5 separate regions of the Mus musculus genome follow, and regions 1, 2, 3 and 4 are each linked to region 5. The links are chromatin loops, found by intact Hi-C in ENCODE. Cell type or tissue: left cerebral cortex. All regions are shown on one strand. Region 1 overlaps Hivep3 (human immunodeficiency virus type I enhancer binding protein 3). Region 2 holds the start of Gm38632 (a long non-coding RNA gene). Region 3 holds the start of Hivep3 (human immunodeficiency virus type I enhancer binding protein 3). Region 4 overlaps Hivep3 (human immunodeficiency virus type I enhancer binding protein 3). Region 5 overlaps Hivep3 (human immunodeficiency virus type I enhancer binding protein 3).

What was found. Hi-C counts contacts between places; a loop is a spot of excess contacts. Peaks named below come from ENCODE experiments on the same cell type or tissue, not always from the same donor. Only the 100,000 strongest peaks of a DNase experiment are listed, where the experiment ranks them.
Region 1: a loop joins it to region 5, with 2.8 times the contacts of the local background. A loop is called at or near these places in 13 of 42 quality-filtered maps.
Region 2: a loop joins it to region 5, with 4 times the contacts of the local background. A loop is called at or near these places in 5 of 42 quality-filtered maps.
Region 3: a loop joins it to region 5, with 6 times the contacts of the local background. A loop is called at or near these places in 12 of 42 quality-filtered maps.
Region 4: a loop joins it to region 5, with 2.1 times the contacts of the local background. A loop is called at or near these places in 13 of 42 quality-filtered maps.

The regions. Positions count from the first base shown.
Region 1 is chr4:119,959,160-119,964,159 of GRCm38, reverse strand. The region is part of intron 1 of Hivep3 (human immunodeficiency virus type I enhancer binding protein 3); the gene reads right to left. Among named protein-coding and RNA genes, the nearest start is that of Gm38632, 72 kb to the left of the region's middle. In left cerebral cortex, a CTCF peak has its summit at 1,911 (motif pointing left); DNase peaks (open chromatin) are centred at 1,046, 1,912, 3,526 and 4,604; H3K27ac peaks cover 332 bases.
Region 2 is chr4:120,032,938-120,037,937 of GRCm38, reverse strand. All of the region lies in intron 2 of Hivep3 (human immunodeficiency virus type I enhancer binding protein 3), which reads right to left. It overlaps Gm38632 (a long non-coding RNA gene), which reads left to right and starts at 4,545. Exons shown (of 5, transcript XR_003955100.1): 1 at 4,545-4,682. In left cerebral cortex, no CTCF peak of the experiment used is centred here; DNase peaks (open chromatin) are centred at 492, 2,182, 3,912 and 4,771; H3K4me3 peaks cover 3,149 bases; H3K27ac peaks cover 3,611 bases.
Region 3 is chr4:119,812,692-119,817,691 of GRCm38, reverse strand. It overlaps Hivep3 (human immunodeficiency virus type I enhancer binding protein 3), which reads right to left and starts at 3,014. Exons shown (of 9, transcript NM_010657.3): 1 at 2,902-3,014. In left cerebral cortex, a CTCF peak has its summit at 3,368; DNase peaks (open chromatin) are centred at 2,903, 3,229, 4,350, 4,743 and 6 more places; H3K4me3 peaks cover 2,761 bases; H3K27ac peaks cover 4,272 bases.
Region 4 is chr4:119,966,460-119,971,459 of GRCm38, reverse strand. The region is part of intron 1 of Hivep3 (human immunodeficiency virus type I enhancer binding protein 3); the gene reads right to left. Among named protein-coding and RNA genes, the nearest start is that of Gm38632, 64 kb to the left of the region's middle. In left cerebral cortex, no CTCF peak of the experiment used is centred here; DNase peaks (open chromatin) are centred at 2,195, 2,297, 3,207, 4,465 and 2 more places; H3K27ac peaks cover 5,000 bases.
Region 5 is chr4:120,102,382-120,107,381 of GRCm38, reverse strand. It overlaps Hivep3 (human immunodeficiency virus type I enhancer binding protein 3), which reads right to left. Exons shown (of 9, transcript NM_010657.3): 5 at 3,528-3,670. Among named protein-coding and RNA genes, the nearest start is that of Gm36215, 30 kb to the right of the region's middle. In left cerebral cortex, a CTCF peak has its summit at 2,540 (motif pointing right); a DNase peak (open chromatin) is centred at 2,551.

The sequences.
Region 1 (5,000 bases), 140 kb after region 5:
ATCTGTCCATCCTTCCATCTTTCCTTCCTCCTTCCAATCATTATTCAACCATCCATCCATCCATTCACTCATCCATCTACTAATCTGTCCATCCACCCATCTACTCAACATTTAATAGCCACTACACACAGGCCATGAGAAACTTCTAAGCCTCCATATACCCCACCATTGACTCAGACACATAGCACAGTGGCTAGTGACTCTTCCTACACTGGCTGAACGTAGAGATAAAGAGAGCTGCCCCCAACCCATGTCTGACCATCCAACACTGCCTCTCTTCCCGTCCACGTGCCTGTCTCCTGGAAGTGAGTTCTGTGTTAACAGTGATTCCAAGTTGAGCCAGGGGTTCCCTACAAGGCATAGGTTTTCCCTAGATTGCATATCATTTGATGTATGCTCCCCATCCCACAGGGATGATATGTGCTGCGTGGCATATCATCTGCAACACCTGTACTCTTTCTTTTTGCCCTGTGGGTGGGCTCAATGCTTTACAAGTAGGAAATGTCTCCCCCTGACCCCCAACCAGGCTGGCCCCCTTTGCTGTACTATCCTGATTTTATTCCCTTTGGCTCCCTAGAACCTCCTGCTTCTGCAGAGAACAGCATGGAGAAAGGCAGTCTCTGAAGCTAGCTTTGGGCTCCAAGTCCATTTGACCTTGTGTGACCTTGAACAAGTTGCTAAACATCTCCCCACCTCAGTTTCACTATCTATCAGGATGCAGGAAAGAGGAAAAAATACAACCTGGCAGATATCTGCTGATCCCACCCAGGGCCAAGTGCCCCATGCCTGGATCAGAGAAGGAAATCAAACCTCCCAGCCCCCACTTACTGGTTGGGAGGGAGAAAGGTTGTGTGAGTCAGGCTGTTGTCCCCAGAGAAGGACAAGGAGCTGGCCTCTGAGGGTCAGCAGGTTCATACCGACCCACTGACTACTGACTCTGAGACCAGACTAGTTCAAGTCTTTGAGATGACAACCATGACTAGAGGTTCCAGTCAGACAGGAAGATTACAACGCTATGGAAAATTCTCCCACAGTGCTGAATGTCTGCCACACCTTGGAAGCTATACTCTGGGGCTAACATGTCTGATAGGAACCTCTATTTCACATTCAGCTCTTTTCCTGTTTTGTTTTTATTTTTCTGCCAACTCTGCTGTGTGGGTGAATCAGTCAGGAAGAACCTGTTAAAGCCTGGTGTTCTGGGGCTTGCTCATCTGAGGAGTGAGCAGAGAAACTGCTTACACCGGCATGCAGCTGACATCATGACACCACCAGTGACCAGTCAGGGGCTGGGCACAACCATACACTGAGGAGGTGAGAGCAGGGCCTTGAAAAGGTTAAATGAATGCGAAGATCTCAAAACCTTGGCCAAGGGGTCCTCAGCTTCCGGGAAGGATGCTAAGGAATCCAGGGGCAGAATGGTGACCAAAGGCCCAAGGGCATGGAAAAAGTTACACACCAAAGGCCCATCACTTAGTCCCTGGCCACGAAGAACCCCAACATCTATGCTCTTTCTGGGACCCACTTCCTTCAACTGTGCAATGGGAAACTGTGGTCCACCCACCTGCAGGAAGCAATGGGGGTGTGGTTCTATAAATATAACCTTTATGATCCTTCTTACCCTCCTCACCATTATCACCATCAGCATCACCATTGCTGTCATCCCGGCAACAACAGGGCAGTGGACATTCACTGAGCATTTGTTTCCTGCCAGGCGCAATTCTCAGAGCTTCAGTTAGCGTTCTCCATTTTACCTCTGCAGAGTGCATCCCACCCAGTCACCTCTGTGCAGTGGGGGATCAAGGCTCAGACAGCCCACACCACTAGCCTGTTCCATTAGTAGACTAGAACCCCACTGCATGCTCTCCTGAGCCAGAACCGTTGACCTGAATGTTATATGCCCTCTGCTGCCACCAACTGGGTCCACTGAGCTTCTCAGCAGCTGGATTTCATCATTTGCCCTGGACCCATCTAAGCTCTGTGAATTTTCAGGGTCCCAATGTACCTGGAAGGGCCCCAAGCTGTTCAGTACTGTGCTGAGCTCAGAGCATAGTGTCCTTCCCACAAATGAACGCTCAAGAGAGCCGCTACTTCCAGCTTCCAGGTTTCTTGGAAGTGTTTGACTAGGTGACCTCTCTGGCATCCACAGCCATTTTTCAGGCCCCTAGTTGAGTGCCTGTTTCTGTGCCTGGGGGATACAGAAGGACCCCTGAGCAGAGATCTGTTAACCTGGACATGGAAACAAGGTGGTGTGTGTGTGTATGTGTGTGTGTGTATGTGTCTGTCTGTCTGTAGGAGGGGGGAGAGGGAAAGCAAAGGAGGGGGAAAGACAAAAGGGGAGAAGAGAGGAGAGGAGATTAGACTCCTGGGGAGAGGGTCTTTAACTGGTTATCTGCCAGTATCATCCCATGAGAACTTCTTTGATCCCAAAACTATTTAGAGCAGTGGTTCACAGCCTTCCTAATGCTTTGGCCCTTTCACATAGTTCCTCATGTTGTGGTGACCCCAACTACAAACTCACCTTTGTTGCTACTTCATAACTGTGATTTTGCTACTCTTTATGAATCATACATAATGTAGATATCTGATATGCAGATGGTCTTAGGTGACCCTGAGGAAGTTACATTTGATCCCTAAACGGGTCACGACCCACAGGTTGAGAACTAGAGAACAGCTGCTTTGGACCCACTATGGAGTAGCAGCACAGAACCAGGTCAAGTACTCTTTGGAATGGCATCCTTGCCACGCCCATCAGAAGAAAGCTCCCAGGACCCCATGCAGCTCTAACTAAATCTGACTTTGTTAGCCATGTGACCTTGAACAGTTCATCACATGTCCAGGCCCTGTTCCCTCATCTTCAAAACCAAGAAGTTAGACATGGGGAGGGAGTGGCTCTCAGCCTGTGCTCTACAGAGCTTACAGAGGACACTGAGAGAGTGGTGACCCTCGCAGATCCCATTAGAAGTGTTCCTTGAACAAGAGAGGCTTTTGCCCGGGACCCAAATGAGTACAAAACACAGCACTATTTGCAAGGTCTGAGGCACGGCCAGGGTCGAGCTGCTCTGACTTTGGTCTGCCAAGGCAGCAACTGTCAGGTGAAGAGGGGACTCTTAGGAAGAAGACTGACTCTGCCACTCCACAAGTGTCCAGACCCCACTGTCTAACCCAAACCCTCCAGCCTGCCACCTCTTCTGTAAACCACACAAGTATACCCTGTAATCATTTGTGATGATTAAATAAATGAACAGACCTGAATGGCCTTGCCAGACACCTGGCAAATGCTTAGACACGTTAGCAGCTGTTTTCCGTCTTAGCTGCCAGCGTCAGGCTACACATGTGGAAGCCACCAATCAATAAATGGAAGTTGGATAATGAAGAGGAGAAGGAGCCTTGCTCAGAATCTCAATGACTGAGCCCACTCAAAGCCTGAGGGCAGCACAGGGCTGTGTGATGGGCAGGGCTGAAGTGGGGCAGAGCTAGAACAGCCAGAAATACAGGACACCTTGCTTTCAGAATGGGAAAAGCTGTCTTAAAGCTTATTTAAGGCACTGTGTGTGCGTGCACGCATGTGCGCTCAGCCTGGGCAGCCCTAAGCTGGTGGTGAGGTACAGGGTATGTGCCTGGGTGGCTTAGTAAATGCAGTGTTGGTCATGTAATCCTGAGAAACCAGAACCCATGTAAAAGCCGGACAGGAGCAGCCTGCGATTCTAGCACTAGGGAGAAAGGAAAGAGGATTCATAGGATAAGATGCCCCCTAGATTAGACAGATCGGCAAGAGAGTCTGCCTCAATAAACAAAGTGAGAAGTGACATCTACCATCAAACTCAGTCCTTCGTACACATGTGCACAAGCACTCACACAAGCGTGCACCACCATACATGGGAACATGCATACTTGCACAGCACATACATATACTACACACACACACACACACACACACACACAGTGCATTAAGTAAGCTTTAAGACAGCTTTTCCCACTCTGAAAGCAAGGTGCCTTGTATTTCAGGTTGAACTTAGGCTTGCTGTGTAGCTGGGGATGGGCTTGAACTTTGATCAAGTCCTGCTTCTACTTCTTGAGGGCTGGGGTTACAGGTTATACAACCACATGCAGTTTATACAGTGCTGGCTGGGAATGGAGCCCAGTCCATCATGCATCCAAGCCAGCACCCTACTAACGGAGTCCCAGTCCCAGCCTCTCTTGCCATTTCTCTAATGCCAGTAAACTGTCCAGAACCCCCACAAACTTCTCTGTAGATGGAGTGCTTAAGAAAGTGTGGAACTGAGGTCCTCTGTGTCTGTGCAGATGCTGGGGCAGGGGGAAGAGCCCTTAGCCTCTCCAGGGTATAGGGTCTTCATTTGTAAAATGACAGCAACAACTGAGAAAGGCCACGAGGATAAAGAGTGTAATGGATTGTGACTGAGTCGGGGCAGGGACCATGACCGACTCTTAGGCTACTTCTCCAGGTACTCATCTTCAACCCTTGCCATCTTCCCCAGAGGGTGAGTGACAAACATTTTTTGCATAAGTGCACACAGGGGCGAGGAGAGGAAGTCAGCCTGCTAAATTTAGCACGCGCGCACGCCCCCTCAACCCAGGCTCAGCCCACGCATTTGCCCTGAGTAGGAGCCTGGCTATATTTAACTTCTGCCTGTGCCTCCCCCCTGAGTTGGATGCTGAAAACCCCAGGAGGATGTGGTGAGTGGGGAGGGGAAGAGCCTGGCTTTGAGCGGAGGCTGACATCACATGGGGCCCACCTGCTCCTTCAGGTGTACCTGCTTACTGGAAGGAACCAGAAAGAACTTCTCTTTCTTCCTCTTGGAGGTTGAGAGTTCCCTGATTAAAGGGCATCCAGAGGTTACACTGCCTTCTGGGACAAGGACATGACATCCTTGTGACTGTTGGGAAATCCAGCAGGAGCATGCCATGGCTGGTCATTCACATGCAGTTTCTGCAGTTAATGTCACGCTCGGGTGACAGGTGGGCAGGTAGGATGCTGTCTC
Region 2 (5,000 bases), 69 kb after region 5:
TCTGACCCACTTTGGTCCTCAGCATAGACCAGAGGCAGAGCCACATGAGGAGGGGGGTAAGAAAGACAGAAGAGCTGATGAATCTCTCACCCAAACACTGGGATTCTGTCATGAAATGTACCCCTCTTCCAAGGCTGCCATTTAGAGCAAGCCCTTGTGAAGTAGCTGAACACAGAGGTTTTAGTTCTATGAGTACCACTTATTAAATCCCCACAACAATGGCGGGACCACCTGCTTTGCTGTTCCGGTGCTTGGTAACATATCTGATGGGGGGCAGGAGGGTTTCTCCAGAATCTGTCTGACGGCTGTGGTTGAACTCCCTTGGCAACATGACTGGCTTTGGAATCACCTGGAAGACACACCTCTGGGTGTGTAGGTGTTTCCAGAGAGGACTGATTGAGGAAGGGAGACCCACCCTGAATGTGGGTGGTACTCCCTTGGGCTGAGTCCCAGCCTGAAAGAAAAGGAGAATGGGAACTTGAGCTGAACTCCAGCAGTCATTTCTCTCTGCTTCCTGATCTGATGTGAGCGAGCTCCTGCCATCCCCGCTGTAATCGCTGTAATCATGAACTCAAATAAACCCCTCCCCCCTTCAGGTTGCTTCTCTTATGTATTTGGTGTAGCAGTGAGGACGCCCCGCCCTGCAGCTCAGGGGGAGCACTCCCTTTTGAAGGACCAGAAGCTGAGGGCCAAGAGAGAGAATAGCATGTGGTCACGGTCCCTGGTGAGGATGCAGGAGGTGCATCCTTGCATCTGGGCAAGTTCACAGCTTGCATGCTGTCGTGTGGCTGCTGTGGGGCTGGGGCAAGTGTGTTGAAGCCACAGCTAGGGCTGAGTAGAGACAGGAAGCAGGTGGGAAGCAGGTAGAAAATGCATCTGGTCTCCTAGGCACGGGAGCTCTGGGAGGCTCTGCTTTGGTTGACCATGCAGCACCAGGGCCAGCTCCATGTTGCCAGATACATTGCCAGGGTCTCCAAACCAGACAGAGGGGACAGAATTTAGGACACTGTAGTGCCCTCAGGTGACAGCCAGTCTCTCTAGTTAAATGATTACTCAGACCGTTTTTCACATCCACACCTTCCTCTGAAAGATTCCTAATGCTTCCTATGAAATCTTCTCATGGCTTCACAGAACTCCAAAGACCTTCCAACGTACAGAGTCTTAATAAAGCAAGAGCAATGCTGATCTCCACAAAGGCCTGGGGGTGGGGCTCATTTCATTAATCACTATGATGGTCATCGTTCTCATTGATTTTAAAAGAACTTTGGGGCCACTATCCTAGGTTTGAACCTTGTCTCTGTTCTGAACTTGCCGTGCAACTGTAGGTAAATTACCTCAACAGGGCACATTTAAAAGGCTACTACTGTGTGCTGGTGGGATGGCTCAGTGCACAAATTTGCCAAGCCCCAGGACCTGAGTTTGATCCCCAGGACATACATGGTGGAAGGAAAGAACTGACTCCTGCAAATTATACCCCAATTTTCTCACGGACATGCACACATAGTAAATATATTTTAGAATGTTACTGACAGTCCTAAAATAGGCAGGCTGGGCTCATAGAAATACGCAGGAAAGTCACAATCCTGCTTAATTCTGACTTCCCTGCTTAGATGATGAGGACCAGCAGTTGCTAAAGCGCCTACTCTGTGCCAGGCCCTTGACATGTGCTGATTCCCCACTTCACCTCACCAAGGGCCTCAGGAAGTCGGTTCTCCAGAAATGGCCTCGCAGCTGAGGAAACAGAGGCACAGGCCCATGAGGTGGCCGGGGTGAGCCTGCGACAGCAACAGTGTATGACAATGTCTAAGATCTCCTCCCAAGCCCCCCACCCCCTTGGCAGATCAGCCCACAGAGCACAGGGGATAATAGGAGAGAGTGCTCTGCAGCCGATCAAGAGCCGCACAGATGCATGACATCATGGTTATTAATAATGGAAGCAGCACAACCAATCCACCATTCATCCAGATGGACCACCTGAACCGCCTCTAATCGCCTGCACACAGACCACAGGACTCTGCAGTGGGGTGGCAGAGAGGCACCCCAGGAATGCCACCCTCTTGGCATGACAAGGGCGGGGTGGGTCAGATAGAAAGGTTAGTCCTCTGAGAGAGCAGAGCCAGTCTGGGCTCCAAGCACAAGATGCTTACAGTTTGGCCTCTGTGACAGAGCCAAGATGGTAATTAGGCCTTCGATGGAGCAGCAGGCTCCCCCAGAGGATGCTGGCTGGAAATCCATGAGCAGCGGTTAGCTGTGTCCTCTTGCGGTGGGGCCTTTACCTTTGGGTCCTCTGCCTGGTAGTCTTTTCCTGACACTCGACACTTTGCCCCCATGTTCATTGCTCAGGGCCCAGGACCAGGGTCAAGTCTGAGAATTCCTGAAGCCCCAAGTCTCACTTCTGCGCTTTCTTCCTTCTGTTCCCAATGTGCCCTGACCCTGGGCTGCCTGTCTCTCTCTGCAGGCATCAGAGGCAGGTGGCTGCATCGTGCCCTCTGATGCTCATCATCTTTCTTCCCACCAGAGAGCTGGCTCCAGAAACAAAGGGAGTGGAGTTTCCACAGTTACAATCCCTAGATGGCTGCCTGGGACTCACCAAGCCCGGGCAAACACTTAGTACATCCCCTAAGATGCCAGTCTAGGTCAAAGCCATCTTTGCCACCAGGGACACTCATGCTCTTCCTCTCCTCTGTGCCCTCTCTGCCTCGTGGTGGGGTCCTTTTTTGTTTTGACAGTTAATTAAAACAAACAGGACAGCACTCCCCAGAGCTGGGACACCCCTTTCCATGTGACCAAATAACAGTGAGACAATATGAGCAAAAAGGGCAGGAAGTGAAAGAAAGTGGGAGACACTGAGAACCCCTGGCCTTGGCTTAGCCCCAAGAGGGATTCTCACTCACTCAGGATGCATCCTGAGGAGCAACTGCTAACTCTGGGGACATGGGGACAAGGGAGTTTTCTGATGAGTGACTCTTGGCCACAGACTGGGGCACAACAGGATGTGTGTGTGTGTGTGTGTGTGTGTGTGTGTAGAAGCAGTTGTGTGAGTGTGAACAAGTATATGGAGTAGAGTGTGTAGGAGAGAGTGTGAGCTTGTGTGGATGAGTGGACAGGATCATGTGTGTGTGTGTGTGTGTACACGAGTGCGCACACATGTTATGTGAAAGACAGAAGGGGTGGGGGTGGAGGGATCTACTTCTACAGTGGGTCTATGTATAGAGATGGCTGTTGAGTGTGAAGCAGTATACAGGCATGTCTGAGGAAAAGACTGATTGTCATGAAGTTCAGTTATCCCCGCTTCATGGAGTCCCAGAAACAAATAGTGCATAGTAGGTAGCTGATCAATAGTTCATCCAATAACCAATCATGTAAACCGATGTGTTTCTCAGTGCACTTCTATAGGTGCCTGCATAAAGCAGCAAGGTTGGTCCCAGCAGGGAATCGCCTCACATCTGCATGCAGTTCAGTTATGGGCGAGCACTGGGTGGGACGCTGGGTTCTGGTCCCCGTTCTCAGTGTTTTGACGGTAGTTTAACTGTCTCTAGGAACTACTCAGTGGATTTGGTCACTACTGGGCGATCTCAGGCCACTTGTGGCTCTGAGCTCCTGGCCATCCTCCACCCAAGAGGGCAATTAGAAATCAGCTGTCAGTTTGTTTGCGGCACTGCATCAGCTCTAGGAGAAGCAAGCCTATATAATTTGAAAAGGGCTACAGCCAACAAGAGGAATGATGGATTTGACAAAGTTAAACAGGTTCTTGTCCTGCAGGACTTTTCAGAGCCTTTAATTTGCTAATCTGGACTGATTGGCCAGATGGGTAATAAAGATCTTGTGGAAACTTCCAGACTTAAACGAGGAAACCTTTACTCGTGGCACAGCCTTCAGAACGAACGTTCCATGGAACACACTGGGAAATCTGCAAGCCAGCACAAAGGACACTTGTTAATGCCTGCTTCTGTGCAGATGATAGGGCAGAAATGGTGTTCTAGGTCACAGAGCAGAGCCATGGCAAGTGCCTGCCCAGTAACCACTCAAACTACTGGAACCAGTACACACACACACAACTTCACAGTTACAAAACAATTTAACTCACAGGCCCTCAGTTCTCCCTGGAGGACACTCATCCCCATTTTCTAGACGACAAGAGCATAGATGAATGAAGTTTGGACCACTCTGATCTGGGTGAGCCACTGCTGTGGGCTGGTCTCTGTGGTCTCCACCAAACAATACACAAATTCACTATATTCTTATAGGTGAGCAATGGTCACTATGTGAAACCCCTATTAAGAACTCAAGGCTGATGCCACCGCACCTGTTCTGCAGCCACCATCAGTCCTGTCCCAAGCCCAAGCACCCTGCACATGCCAAGCGGCTAGGGTTGGTGCTCTTAGAAATACCCATGGAGCAGGACTCTGGGAACACTAGTCTGTGAGGCCCAACATCTCCTTGTCAATGTCAACACACTACCTACCACTGAGAGGTATGGACCCCTATGTACCACCCCCTACCCCCTCTGAGCCAGGTGCCATTCTGCCAGGGATAAGGAAGAACCAGATCAGGGCTACTTTCACTCTCTTAACAGTGAGCGCGCAATGAGCAAAGGCTGTGTGCTCTGACAGTCTGAAACTGACGAGGCCTCCCGGGGAAACGTGGCCAGAACAACCAAACCCATTGAGCAGTTCCCAGAGGTATGTAGACCCCGCGGTGCGTCCCTGAGAAGGGACGAGAATCCGCACAGGACCCTGGAGTCTGCGCACCCAAGGGCGAATGGGGCTGCGCATCGCGGCGGTGTGCGGGCGCGGGAACGCTCGTCACCCTAGGATGATGACTGAAGTAGCGTTGGGAAAACGCGAGCGCAGAGCGCGTGCACCGGCGCAGAGCCCGGGCTGCTCGCACCCAAGGGATCCGGGAAGCTAGGACCGCCGCGCCCACCCGCCGTAGCCTCGTTGCTGCGGGGTGTTCCGTGCTCCGTGCTTACCTGCGGCCGGCTGGGCTCTGCGCTTCGG
Region 3 (5,000 bases), 290 kb after region 5:
AGATGCATCAAAATATATAACATTTTATTAAGTTGCTTATATGCTTCTACTAATTTTAAAAGTCCACATTTTGGATTCTTATAGCCTTTAGACATAATTTTTCAGTTTCTCTTGTTTCTAGCTTTATTATATTTATTATTACTGATGTTTGGTTAAAAAAACTTCCCTAACCCTTTTGCCCAGCTTTAATGATTTCTCCAGATTTTCTAAGTGCATTTAGCAAGGCGCTTAGAATTTTAAATTAAATGCTGAGTCCTGAAAGAGGGTCTGAAATTCGCACCAACAATAGAATCAGGGTGAAGTTCACACCCACAGCCTGGTGATGGCTGTCTCTCTGCTTTACACCTCACGGCTGTGCAGTCCAGACTGGGTGGCACCTACAATGCCTCCCAGCTGCAGAGCTCAGGGTACTTTCTGATCTATCTCATCCTCTTCTCAAAGTTCTAGTCCTTCCACCAGTGCTACAGACGAAGAGCAGAGCTGCTTGCTCAGGGAGCCAGGTTCCCTGCCCTGCCTGTCCTGGTACAGTTAGGGAGTGGTAAAATGTGCCCTGGGTAGTAGACTGGAAACCGGTCTGTCAGGGCCTAGGGGAATAAGTAAATAAATAAATAAATAAATAAAACCCTGAAAGACACCAAGGAACTTGCTGAGCAGGAAGAAAGACAAGTTGAAAGCTATCTAGTTGTCACACAGCTTTCTTAATGTTATCTTCCATCAAGTTGAATCTTGGAATCTGCCAGGACTTCAGACTAAATGTATCTCCTCTTGCCTGAACCTTTCACACACTAAATGCCTCCCTGGCTCATTTGGCAGGGGTCCAAGAGCAGCTTACACTTCTGCACTCTGAGGAGGGTGGCCACTGCTGTAATACAATGGGCGGAGACAGCTTGACAATAGTGCCAATTGAGTACATCTTGATCTACAGAGCGCACAGTAGCAGTTAGCCTTTAAAGCAACAACGCTCCCATCACCCCCGCCCCCACCAGCCAACTGCTGTACCAGAGTCTTGAGGACCAGAAAATAATTTTAGCCTTAGGAGGTCAGATGTAGTCACCAGTTTAACAAACCTGCCCACCAGCCCCAGGAGGAACAGATAAGGAACATGATCTCGGTCTCTATATTAAGAGCTCTGTGGACTGTGGGTACTTTACAGAGTTGGGTGGAAGGGAGAACTAAACTCTCCTGCCTGCAGAGCTCCTCACAGGACAGCTATCCTCCTACCTTGTAAAACCTCCAATATTGCAATGCAAGGATGGAAAGGGCATCCAGCTCCCAAGGCTGCACTCAAGCAGATCCACCAACATGGGGCTCGCTCCACCCCAGAGAAAAACTCTCCACAGCGAGCAGGACAGACTTTTCTTTGGCCCTTCCTCTGGAGGCACCTAAGTGGCTACCCTAGACCCAGTGTCCTTTATCCTCTTGAGTTAGGAACCTGAGGGCCCCGCAGAGGTGGCTATATCCTTCTCCATGAACAGAGAGGGGTGAGATTACAACACAAAGTTCAGACAAGCATCACCTGGGCAGAAATCAGTGGGAAAGTTTGAGATCAACACCAACCCAATTCTGAGACCTCTGTCCTCAAGCAAGAATCCTGCTCTTTGCCTGTGTTCTTGACCCTCAAATTGTTCAAATGATTCTTCCTTGTCCCCACATGCTTCCTGCTGTCATCCCACACATAATTACATAAAGACATTATAAACAACAAAAGCACCCAACTTGAGTGCAGAGGGCTGATGCTAGTATTTGGGCACTGGGTCTGATCATTAGTTGGGATTACATAATTACATAAACATGGGTTGGAGAACACTTCTGTAGAGGTTAGTTCAACAAATGCCTTGTTCTCATTCTCCCATCCCTCCACTCCCCACCCCCACCCCAACAACAGAAGGCAAGCCTGGGTTAAAAAAAAAAAAATCAAAACATGCCTGATATCTCCGGGGCACCTGGCTACCGCCTTGCAAAACCAAAGGCTGCCAGAACTTTTGAGATGCAAAGCACAAAGAGGACCACAGTACCACTCCTCTAAGCCAGCAGGCTCTTGTGCAAACATTGTCCCCAAAGTTCAAGGGCAGGTCAAGCCACAGAAAGGGTCCTGACCCTGACAAGCAGTATAAACCAAACCAGCCAGCTTCAAGGAAGTCCATACAGATCTCTGAGTTCCTCTACTCCACTACTTCTGTCCCAGCCACCAGTCTGGTTGCCCATCACCTCCCCAGGGGCCGTTTGTCACCAGCAGTGTTCCCATTTTAAAATATGGTGAAATGTGGGACATCTAGGAAGGGGCACCTGCTTTATTAGTGACAGGGCAAGACATTCCCCCAACCCCCACTCCCACTTCAGTTTGGTGTGGTGTAGTGTGCTTTGGGGAGAGGACTGACAAGGTGTGATTCTCCCCTCACCCCCCACCCACCCCCGTGGAATCGTTTTCAGGGGGTGGCAGGATTGCGAGCAGGGAGAAAAATCTCTCCCTTCGGTCCTGGCACCCAGCATCAGACCAAAATGATCCTTCTACCAAGCACTTAATAGACATCTCTGGGGCCTGACCCTTCCTAGAGCAGCAGCCTGGCCCAGGAGCCAGGTCTGCAGCGCAACGCAGCCGAGCTATCGCGGGGGGCGCGCGGCGCGCACAGGGTTACAGCCCAGCCACGGCTGCGAGTGATTGACGCGCGGGGGTCACTTGAGGTTCGCGCTCCCCCAGCCAGGCCGAGCGCGCAGACCACCGCGCACACTGTGGCCACCCTGCCAGCCCCGCCACCCAGACACCTGGCGTGAGAAAGGCAGCGACAAAATGGAATCCCAGCACTGTGGCACTTCCCGGTGGCGGCCGCGGGAGAAAACACAATCAGGGAAAAATAAAGCGCAAGGAATCCATCCGCGGAATAAAAACCCAGAGTCCCCTACCTTCAGCCTTGGGGTAGCAAGCTGGTCCTGTGTGTTCTCTGACCCACGGATCCAGCACCCTTCTTCAATTATTCCGGTCAGTCGGGATATTGTGCATTTTTTTTCATAAACACCTGTTTCAAGTAAGGGGTAAAGACCTTATTGAAGGAATTGCTCTTAAGAAATAACCTGTGCGTATGTCTGTCCATCCAGGCGTGCATGCGTGTTTGTATACACACATATGCACACGGAATACTCATGTACACTGGAGCACCAAACTAGGCAGGGGGATAATGGGAGAGTCGGCTGGTGGTGAGCATGCTCGCGCCGGGAACAGATCCACCCTCTGTTATTCCTCTGAATAAATATAAATCACGATCAGAAACCCAAACAGAAGCATCCCTCTTGAATTCCTGCTGGAAACACGGAATAAATTCAGCCCGCAGACACAGAATCTAATCAGCAGCTGCTTTCTGAATCCAGAGCCAACCCATGCCCCGCTTGTCTTTTCCACTAGGAGTCCAGACCTTTTTTTTTTTTTTTTTTAAGGGGTTTTAACCTTTTAAAGATACAGTACACCAATTATCACTTGAATAGCATGGCTGGGAATACTGAAAGAAGGCAGGCAGCACCAGGCCTATTGCCACACAGGGCAAATAGCAGGCAGTAACAATGTTCATTGACATCCATATATCTGCACACATGGATAATACATTACATGGTGGGAGAAACATATGCAAATACAGGATATATGCGAAGCACATGTTTGTTGCATGATGGGCTTCCCAATGATGAATAGCACTGCACATGAACACTTCTAAACATTCATGTTTAATAGGTCAGACTCTCGGCAGACTTTTCAAAACAGGGGTCACCCCTCTGGGGTCCCTTATTGCTCCTGAAGGGCCAGAGTGTCACTGCTGAAGGCAGTGAAGTGTCTACTGAAGCTCACCCTCCACCTCCAGCTTAATCCCAGAGCATGCCTCCCTGCCCTGCCCTGCCCCGCCCCGCCCCGCCCCGCCCCGCCCCGCCCCGCCCTGCCCTGCCCCGCCCTGCCCTGCCCTGCCCTGCCCTGCCCTGCCCTGCCCTGCCCAAGTCTCAGGGAACTGAAAGGTGTTCCCAGCCCACAGGATGGTTCTGGCACCATTTCTGATCCACCTTGAGATTCAGCCCCAGTTCCCGTTCTAGGACAGGTTTTCTTCTACTTACATCGGAAATTGAAACTGCCACCTGGGCTTTGGTATTTGACTATTCTGATCTGGCTCCTCTTTACATTTTTGTTAGCAAGGTTTCATTGCTGTCATTGTTCTGTTTTTAACTTTTTTGGGGGGGGCGGGGTCTGGGGGGGGGAGGTTGGAACAAAGTTGAGCATGAAGGTTGAACAACAGTGCAGGGAGATAAACCACCCCCAGCCTAAACTGTGCATGCCAACTACTTCAGCCACCCAGATGGCATCTAATCCAGTTTTGTTTTAGCTTTTAAAGAGGTACCACTGAGAAAAAACAAAAAGTAACTTTACTCTTACTTGAAAGGAAGAGCCTTATTTCAAGCCAAGAGCCCCAGAGGATCATCCCGGGCATGCTACCTGCCTCCTGCTCCTGACCATCAGCAGGCTCCTCCATCACTCTGTGCCTAGGGCCACTCTAGGACAGGTCCCTCCAGCTCTAGCCCCAGCTCTCATTTCCTCTTCTGGTCCTGCCAGGCAGACCACTGAAACCCATGCCTGGCTCTCTCTTACCTAGCCCTGTTTGCCTCACCCTCCCAGCCAAAACCAGCCCCCTCCCCTCCCAGACTCTTTAGAGAAAATTATCATATTTCATGTGTCATCGTCCTGGCTAGCTGAGTCTGTCACTGATTGGTTGGGCACTGGCAGCCGGAAATGTCACCAGCCACACAGCATGGAGCTAGCTCTCCTGTGGCTACCACAGACCTGAGCTTAGGAGGCTTGGTGACAAGGCACAGACCTACCACAGGGAGCCTGTCACTCTTCTCAAAGCCTCTCTTCTACCCAGACCTGGGGAGGGGGGGGGTGCAAAGGAGGCAGGAGTGTCTGCCACTGTGGTGTTAAAGGAAGAGGAGCCGCATGTTGTGAAAAAATGAAAGATGTCTCTATCCCTGGT
Region 4 (5,000 bases), 140 kb after region 5:
ATCTAGGCACACACCTGTTATCCCAGCGCTCTGAGAGGCCAAGACAAGAGGATGGAGAGTTCTAGGCCAGCCTGAGGTATTTACAACCCTGTCTCAAAACAAAATAAAACAAACCCGCACAAAACTGGAGGCTAGATTGCTTGTGCTTCTGTGAGATCAGCTGAGCATCGGCTGAGCTCCGCAATCAACCATGCTGCAGTCAGTCATTTGCAGGATGATTTCCTTCAAGCATTCTGGGGTCTCCAACACAACTACATCGTCAAGAACCCCTTGCGGAAAGTGGAATCGTTTAAGCCTCCTTTAACTGATAAAAAAACCTGAGACCCAGGGCAGGTAAGATTGCTCAGTGGGTAGAGGCATTTATCAGTGAGCTTAAAATCCTAAGCTGGATCCTTGGACCCATACGGAGAGAGAACAGATTCATACAACTTCTCTTTGATTTCCACACATGCACTGCGGCACGTGTCCCCACAATAAAAGAAATAGAAATGAAATTAATTTTAAAAAAAAGAACTGAGGCTCAGAGAGTCATGTTGTGCCTCACGTTACTGGCAAAGCAGAACCTGGAAGCTAGCCACTGATAATTCCTAGGCAGCACCCACTGCTCAGGGAATCCTACCATCATGAGCCCTTGGGGCATGTGTGACACACAGTAACCTAAGTCAGTGTGTGTGTGATGGCGATGAGGATGACAGAGGTAATGGCAGTCACTGGGATGATGACAGGCACGAAGACCACATACCTTGTTTGATTTAATCTATTTGACAGAGTTACAAGGAAGGAGTCACCATCTATGGGGAAGCTGGACCCCACTGGTGTGCAGCTTTGTGGGGGTGTCTGAAGCCAAGTCTTGGCTACCCATGCCAGCCCCATCTTGGAGCTCACTCGGGTAGAAGCAACCAGGCCCCGATCCTGCCCTTCCTCTACCTCCCATCATGCTTCCCTCCTCTCTCATGGGGCTGGAACGCTGTGTGGCTCTCTTCAGTCTTGTAAATTGGGACTCAGGCGTTGCTGGAGAATGAAGCCCATCTCTCCTTCTCCGCCAACGCGAAGGGAGCTGGGTGACAGGCAGATGAAGGAAGTCTGTGCTGCTCCACAGCCACCCACATGCTATCTAAATTCACCGCCAGACAAAGTCGGCTCTTTGTCTTGGAGCCTCCCTCCCTCCCTGCCATTCATGCGCTGGGAGATTTTGCTTCCAGTAAGTGGAGGCTGGAGGGAGAAGAAAGCAAGCAGGAGAGGAGGAGAGGAGAGCAGGGAGAGGGGGACAAGACAACACTGAATCAGAACCAACTTAGCCTCACTGTCACAGTGACAGCTCGAAGAAATGATTTGTAGGCTGCTGTGCTAGGAGACACTGTCTCTAAGGAGACCCCTCTCTGTGAGCCACTAGGCAGCAAGTACAGCATCTGGGAGCACGTGAGTGTCACCTAGACCCTCCATGGGCCATTCAGGAGTGCTAAACTCCAATTCTAGAGCTCAGGCTCTGAGCCTCCATAGCGGCTGACCTGTGTAACACAGCTGAGCTGCAGTGGTACCCAGAGCTCCGCTCTGAGAAAACCTGTGGCAGGTGAATGATGTCCCATGAGAAGGGAGGCTAGACCTACCCTGGACAGGCTGTGCTGCTCAGCTGGCCCTGCCTGGGGGAGGAGGTGGTGGTGGTGAGCCGAGAAGATGAGCTCGAGGATGACAAGGCTTCCTGGATTTAGGAAGAGGGAGAGAATTTGGCAGCTCACCTAGCTCTGTGTACAACCAGAAACCAGGTCACACCTGGCCAGGTGACCTTTTGTCACCTGCACAGGTATCCTGAGATGCATCTGTAGCCCGAGGGCCGAGCTCCAGGTTATGTTCTAGCTTCAGTCTATAGCAGATGTCCACTACAGGCAGAGGCAGTGTGAAGACCAGGACTGTGCAGGTTTCCCCCCTGAGTCAATGGTCGAAGAAGACTGAGCATGCTGCGCTCTTGAGCAGCCCCGAGACAAAGTGCTGCCTTTCTCCATAGACAAAGGCTCACAGATTGGCTGAGGCCCTTTGACCTTGGCTACTCTCTCCTCTCAGACCTGATGTCCAACCTCATTGTTTCCTTGGATACTAGCCATGAACTCTGCTGGGAAGAACTGAGGCTCTTATCCCTGGCTCAGCAGTGAAGGTGCCCACTTAAGTGGCATAGACTTTTAGAATCTTATCAGCCTATACTGGGAAGGCCCTATTCATGAGCTGCGTGGCTTGGCCTGATTTCCCCTTTGCCAGGTGGAATACAAGGTGTACAAGGTGACATCAGGTGGTCTGAGAGATCATGGGCACTGAGCAAGTCGTAGCTTGATCTCCTGCCATCTCCTCTGTTGCAGTACCTTCCCTAAGCCCCTCCCACCTCCTTTCATATCTCAACTGAGACCTGTTCCAGCTATGACTCTGAGTTAGATGCACCTGTGTGTTACCAAAGGGCCCAAGACACACCCTTCTCTTTGGGCCCAGAGTCCTAGGCTAAAGGGCCCATTGTGTCTCTGGGCCCCAGGTCCCACTGATCTTGGAACATCACAGAAGTTGTTCACAGCAGCTCATTTGCCCCCTTAACATCCTCCACCCTAACAGATGAAGACATGCCAAGGTCACATGGCTAATTAAACAGAAGATGGAGTGTGGAATGCAGCCCAGAAACCCAGTATAACAACTACAACTTAATAAAGATCATCAATACATTTCCCTGTGGCCTTGCTTATCATGAGAAATTTTTCGGGCTTATGGAAAGATTGGGAGGGTAGATAGCTTCAGAAAAGGGGCTTTTTAAAATGGGGGAAATTGCTGATGCTCTGTAGTCCTAAAATAGAGTATACATCTTTAACATGCTAGATCCCTAGACTCCAATCTGTTACTCTCTGCTCTCTGCCATGTCCCTGGAACTCTATGAAGAAGGGGCTTCCACAGAGGGTGGCCCTGGCCAGTCATGTGACTCGATCAAGGCCACATCTGCTAATTCTGGGGTTCAAATTCTGCCCTCCTGGGAGGGCAAGTCTTCTCTACTCTGGCATGACCTGGGCAGCCAGAGGAAAGCGAGTCTGATTGCAGCTGGCTTGCCCAGCCTTTGCCCCTGGGCAGGGTGCAGTGAGGAGACTAGGTTCCTCCTCTGCAGGGGACTGTGGGAGCAGGGAAGGCTTTCCGTGGTTTTGGAGACAGAGCCAGGCTGCTGCTGCCTGGGCTTCCTGGACTCTGGCCAAGACTTCAGACTGCACAGACATGATGGGAGTTTTGCTGGATCTGTCCTCAGGAATCATTGACTCTCGGGTTTCTAGTCCTCGTGGGGGTCCTGGGCACCACTCCAGGAAGTTCAAGGACATCTGCTCAGAACATTGACTCTACTTGAAGATGTAAGAGAGAGAGAAAAAAAAATAACATTTAAAACAAACCATCATATATGGGGCTGGGGAAGTAGCTCAGTGGGCAAAATGCTTGCACAGCAAGCATGGTTTGATCCCTAGAACCCCCATTTTAAAAAAGATGAGCATATGCTGGGGAGACAGAAACAGGCAGATCCTGGGGTGCGCTGGCCAGCCAGCCTAGTCTAATTAGCAATCTCCAGGCCTCAGTGAGATCCTGTTGCAAAAGCTAAGGTGGCTGGATCCTGAGGGATGACACCAAAGGTTGCTCTCTGGCCTCCACGTGCATAAAATAAGCCCTGACACATTGTTATTATGTTAATGATTATAGGACTGTATCCCATAGTACCTGTGTATTCTGTTATGCCTGAGAGTGTTTAAGGAAAAACAGAAGCCCAAAGAAATTTATTTCTTTTTCTCTGTGTAAAAGTTTAAGAAGTTCTGAGCCAGCCCAACCTGAAAACAGAGACTGAAGCTAGAGTCCAAGGAGGTGCCAGGTGACTTGTCAAAGGTCCCCAAACCAGTTATCTCACATCTTAGATTCCTTGTCAGAACAGACACACCCAATTGTCAGGCTGATCCCAGTTCAGGTGGCCCTGGGTCCCTGCTGCTTCTTGGCCACTTTCTGCTCTGCTTCAGGTGAATTCTCCTCCCAGTGCCTCAGTTTCTTTATCAGTAAAATGGGTCAATGATTCAGGGAAAGTAGAGGGAAGGCTGTTGGGTGGGCAGCCATACCACAGACAGTTCACGTGTGCCATCACTGTCCTAAAAATGAAGTAAAAAAGCCAACCACTAGAAAATCCCCACTGTGAGCTCTCCCACTCCCAAGAGGGTGGATTACAGTATCTTTCCACCTTCTGTAGCAGACTATGGTGCAATGACACCTGAGCCCCGATACACAGTCCACGAGATGATGTTGTATTTGGAATAATTTCACAGCCACTCGAAGGCTGAATTCCCTTGGCCTCCTGCTGCTTCTTGTAAAGGAAACAGAAAACGTCTGAAAATAGATCCTGAATCGATGCTCCTAAATGTGGCAATGCCCAAGAAGCCTGCAACAACTGGCCCTGCGTGGCCTCAGCAGCCCAGGGGGGTTTCCGGGCAGCCCGGATCAGATTGCAACAGCCCTAGAGAGTTGGAGGTCATGAGCATGTAAGGAGCGACTCCTTAAATGGGGAACTCCGGGAAGCCTGCGGGGAGAAGTGCCCAGGGTACTTAGGCAGGCGCTATGAGGTCAAATGTTTGTGACTTTCCCCATTCTGGGACAGCCACAGGCTTAGTGTGCTCAAAGAGGGAGGCCCTCTCTCAGCAGTCACTCATAGGCAATGGTGAGGTAACACCTTGCATTGTCCTAGAGACTGCCCACTGAGCGCTGGGTATACTCTGGACTCAGAAAGCAAATACAGCCAAGTTGGAGGAATAGGGTTGCCCCACGAACTTTCCCTTCCTGGAAAGAAAGCTGGGCTTCCCCGGGTCCTCCCTCCACCTCAAGCCACTGTACCAACCCACACTGTATTACCAAATGTGTTTCAGCCTCAGCTTCCCAATGCTATACTGTGTGGTTACAGACAGCTCTGTCAAGCAGATGGGGTTCACATTCACTTTACAGAGGAAGAGAACAGCAGC
Region 5 (5,000 bases):
CCATGTGGAAAGATGCCCAGTGGCCCTAACACTGGAGGGTAGGATGCAGGGGATAAAGGGAGAGAGAAGCCATTCTGAGCCCTTGACTACTTCACATACAGACACCAGAATCTAGGGACCGTATGGAATCCAGAAGAAGGCATCTGAGGTGATGTTGAGGTTAGAGTGTGAAGGCTTCATCATCGGAAGTTCAAAGGTTGGAGGAGATACCATGTGTGGTGGTTTGAATGAGAATGACCCCATCTTTGAATGCTTGGTTCCTAGTGGCGGGGGGGGGGGCGTTTAGGAAGAATTAAGAGGTGTGGCCTTTTTGAAGGTTTGTCATTGGGGAGCTCACTGCAGACATAATGTTCTCTCTCTCTCTCTCTCTCTCTCTCTCTCTGCCTACTGCCTCTAAATAAGATGTGAGCTCTCGGCTACTGCTCCAGCACCATGCCTGCCTGCCTGCTGCCATGCTCCCTGCCATGATAGTCATGGACTCACGCTCCGAAACTGTAAACAAATCTCCAATTAAATGCTTTCTTTTATAAATTGCCTTAGTCACTGTCTCTTCACAGCAGTAGAAAAGTAACTAAGACTATGATTGGGAAGTGCGGGCCTTGCTTAGCTGTACCGAGTTTGTAAGTGTCCTAGGCAAAGATGCCATAGGTGTCCGAGAAAAGGTCTGGAGCTCAGAGTGAGGGCCCAGCTCTGATCCCAGACATTGCAGCAAGAGTAATGAGAAGTCTGAAGCCAAAGAGTAGGATGATGTCAGCAAGACAGGCAACCTTGGCAAGAATCCAAGAGTCTCAGTGGTCACCTGGAGAGCTCTGACCAGCCTACTTTATATACCAGCTGTCAAACCACCCTGTCCACCTCACCCAGACTGGCCCTCCAGCTGTCTGTCACCCCACCCTGTCCACACCACCCAGCCTGGTCCTACAGCTCTGGGAAGCCCCCTGTGGGTGCTGTGGGTATCTCGGCCCCGATGGTCCCTACCTCAGAACAGGGTTTTGTATTGCTACCTTGCTTTGGTCCACAAGCAGCTTAAGTACTGAATAACAGTTTGATACTAACTAGGTCACTATAACGTCTAGCCTAAAGCTCCTACAAGGCACAGATTAAGTCTATCCTCCATGATGGATTGACTAATTGGTCAACTGCTAGACTGAGAGTCAAGGAATGTGGCTGGTGATCCAAAGACTTGAGGAAGCTAGACACACAAAACACCCATCTTTCTATACTTGGCTTATTAGATTAACATGTGAACAGGCCCTGTTTGTACCTGCACAGATGCCATGGAGAAATTACCCACTAGCAGATGCATACGAAGCAGACCAGAGTCCCACCAGCGCGACTGACTGAATGTTTTAAGTTCTCTCAGGATCAGAGATGACTGGGATTGTCCATCCTTACTCCCACGGTCTTAGAGTACACAACTCTGTAGTCAGTGGACGAGACTCCAGGGCCAAGGAGGGTGCATTAGCAGCTGGCAAACTATAGAAGTTACGTACCAATCCTTCCTCCCAGCCCCATGCTCCCAAAATAAGACTCAGACTCAAAATATATTTACAAATACCTTGGCCACATAGCTAGGCTCTACTCTGACTAGAATTCATATCCTAAGATACCTGTTCATTTATTTTACCCTACATTCTATCATGCAGCTGGTTACTGTGCTCAGGTACCATGTCTGTCTCCTCATATCTTCCCAGGCCGATCTCCCACACCTGTCTCTATCCCAGAATCTCTCCCGCCTCCCAGATATCCGACCTTCTATTTCCTGCCTAAGTCTTGGGCTTTTTCATTGACAGGTGATGCATCCATACATTACACAAGATATTCTCTCTACAGCAGACAGTTCTGCCTCCCTCTCTGGGCTCTTGCTGGACTCTGAGCAGGCCTCATTACAGACCCTTTACCAGTATGTACTGCTGTGAAACAAGATATTGTAAGTGTTAAAGAGAGAGAAAGAAGAAGGCAATGAGGCTAAGAAGAAACGGTTAGTGTAGACTGGCCTTAAGCATGTGTTCAGGATCCTGGAATAGGTGCACCCTTGGTGACAGATGAGACAAGCACTTGGTGAGTCCTGGTCCCATTCATGAGACGCTGTGGAGGTGTCCTCAGATAGGTATCAACACAAAATGCTCCCCCTTTTCATATCAGCAAATATTCCTAGTGGGTAGCACCGAGCCCATGAAAGAAGAGGTTTACCAGAAGCGAGGGTAGGAAGCACAGTAGATCTTAGAGTCAGGGTGAGGGGCAGCTGAGCTGAGGATGGAAAGAACCTGATTATCGATACCATGTGACCAGCTAGAAGCACAAGGATGACACTCCCCACAGCCAAGAGCAGAGTGAGGTGCTTCAGATGGGGACAAAGATCTGGGCACAGGAGAGGGGCTGGTCGGTGTCCATGTGATAGGTCTGTGGGAACCATATCCTTCCTTGGCCTTATGGGGCTTAGGGCGTTGGTACAAGCCTGTTGCTATCCCCTTCACCCAGGAGGAGGATGAAGGGGCAAAGCTGCCAAGCCTGGAGCTTGGAACCAAGTGGCATGAGGGCACATAGCCACATGAGGGCGCTCTAGCCAAATGTAGGCATGGGAAGCCACTGTACCCAAGTGGAAAGAGGGTCAGGCTCTGAAGCAGAACCTATGGTCCTGTTTTTGTCAAAGAGGTCTTTTTTTTTTTTTTTTTTTTTTTTTTAAATTGTGGATGTGCTTCAGGGACATTCACCGTCCTCTGACCCTGTACCTGTCAAAACCACTGCCTGTCCCCACGAGCCCTTCTAGCCACTCCAAAATGCCAACTTTCCAGAGACTCCCACAGTTGTCACTGTGTGTTCCCATGAGGTAGTCACTTACAGATGCTGGAGAGCAAGAGTCCCCACTGATGTCCCATGTTATCAGAGGCTTATGGAGATTGCTTTCATCAGAACTGTAGAGAATCGGTACCACCCTGATCACAACAGGGACACAGACATAGGACCCCAAGACAGACACCATGGGACCTGCTCACAAACACGTGGCCACACAGAACAAAAAGTGCACAAAGACCTTCCACAAAGTACATCTGAATCCAGGTGCCCCTCTAGAGCCTGGGGTACATGGGGTGTGTCCTAGAGTGGACCTGCCAGTGGGCAAGGCAGAGACAGTGTAGAGGGCATTCAATCACTCTTCAGCACCACGGGAAGTGAGATGTGACCAGGGTGGCCTGGCAGGACAGAGGCAATAAACTCTAAAGGAAACAATAGTGTAGACTGATGTGGAGCTGAGGACTCTACATCACTTCAATGCTGGGTGAGAACCTGGACAAGATCTGTGGACACAGGGCTGGAGAAAGACCTTGGCTCCTTCAGATCATCACCAAGGATTCCTGGTAGCATTTGCAAAACAGATGGCCTTGGAGTCCCAAAGTATAGGGAGGGCCTGTGAGGACTATAGGTACCTTTGGGCAGCCCACAGCCAGGAGTCACTGGCCACTTCTGCGCGCAGGTGGTAGAAGGTCTCCACACAGGAAGCAGACTGCAAATAAAAGCATGAAACTTACCCTCCTTCGAAGATCTTGACCCTCGCCGGCTCGCCTCTCTTGGAAGTGGGAGTACCTTCCTCCGCCTTCCCTTGCTTTTCTTCCTTTTCCACTCTAGCTGGGTCTTTCTGGCTCTCTGGGGAAACCAGCGACGGGAGGTGCACCTGAACTCCGTGGGAAAGACAGAACCAAGATTGGTTAGCCTTGCATACTGGGTCAGGGGCAAAGGCATGTGCACCCACACGGCCTCTGTTTTTCACTCAACACCCTCTACAGACTCAAGGACTGGCCACAAGAGTCAAAGTCTCCTCTAAGCTGTGTTTTGAACCCCTCTCAAGATCATTTTCCCCTGAGACGCACAGGTAGGTCTTTGTGTTCTATGCTATGGGGTCTTTGGGGATATGTCTCATTCACCTTGGTCACTCCAGTACTTAAAATAGGGATCAAAAAAGACAAATAATGCTGAAGAAATAGGCGAAGCCTTGGCTCTGTATACATGTATAACCGTGGTGTTCTCATGGTCAGATTGGAAAGCCAAAGCAATCTACTAGGTAAAGGGCGTGGCTCCAGCAATGCACAGGTCTCCTGCTTCCTGCACTAGCCCTCCTGAGCCAACACCAAAGGCCACTGGGGTATCCACTCTCTGTAGAACAGTGGGCTGCAGTGAGAACTGGATCTGTGGGAAGGGTGAACCCTGATTGTGAATTTCCAGTGTTTTCCAGGGTCCTGAGAATATATTCTCTAAATCTGAGGCGGGGGTGGGGGGTGATGTACATCTTTACATAGGATGCTCGCACCCATAGAGCTGAGATAAGGGGCACCTTGGGAACCAGGAAAAGTGAGTTCCAATGCCAAATAGATCACTGGAGGCTGGGATACCCTTAGATAGACTACTACACCTTCTGGGGTTTGAAACTAAGAAAGCCTTAGGCCATTAAATTTTTTTTTTTATTTTTAATTGTGGTGTGTGTGTGTGTGTGTGTGTGTGTGTGTGTGTGTGTGTGTGTGTATGTACACATGTGCACAGAAAAGAACAGGACATCAGATCCCCTGGAGCTGGACTCACAGGTGATTGTGAGCCACTTCACGTGGGTGCTGGGGATCTAAACTCTGTAAGAAGAGTAACCACTCTTGACTAAAGAGCCACCTCTTCAGACCTGGCTTAGATCATCCTAAAGATCCATTCAGAAACTGATTTCTGTGACTCAGTGACCCCATAGAGGTCACTGAGGTCCCTTCCCAATGGGAGGGGAAATGGAAACTAAGTTCAGGTCTAGACAGCTGTGCTGGTGGAAGCCAAGCAGTTAGATTTCTAGGGCACACTCCACATTTCCACCATGGCCTGCAATCCACAGAGTTGCCAAGGGGTCCAACACAGGCAGGCACACAGAGTCTCCATTGCTATATGATGCCATTCTGGGGAGGCCAGAGGAGGTAGGATTGGGTGGCAACACAATTCCAGGAAACAGTGCCTAAATTGAGTGGGGTGGGGGC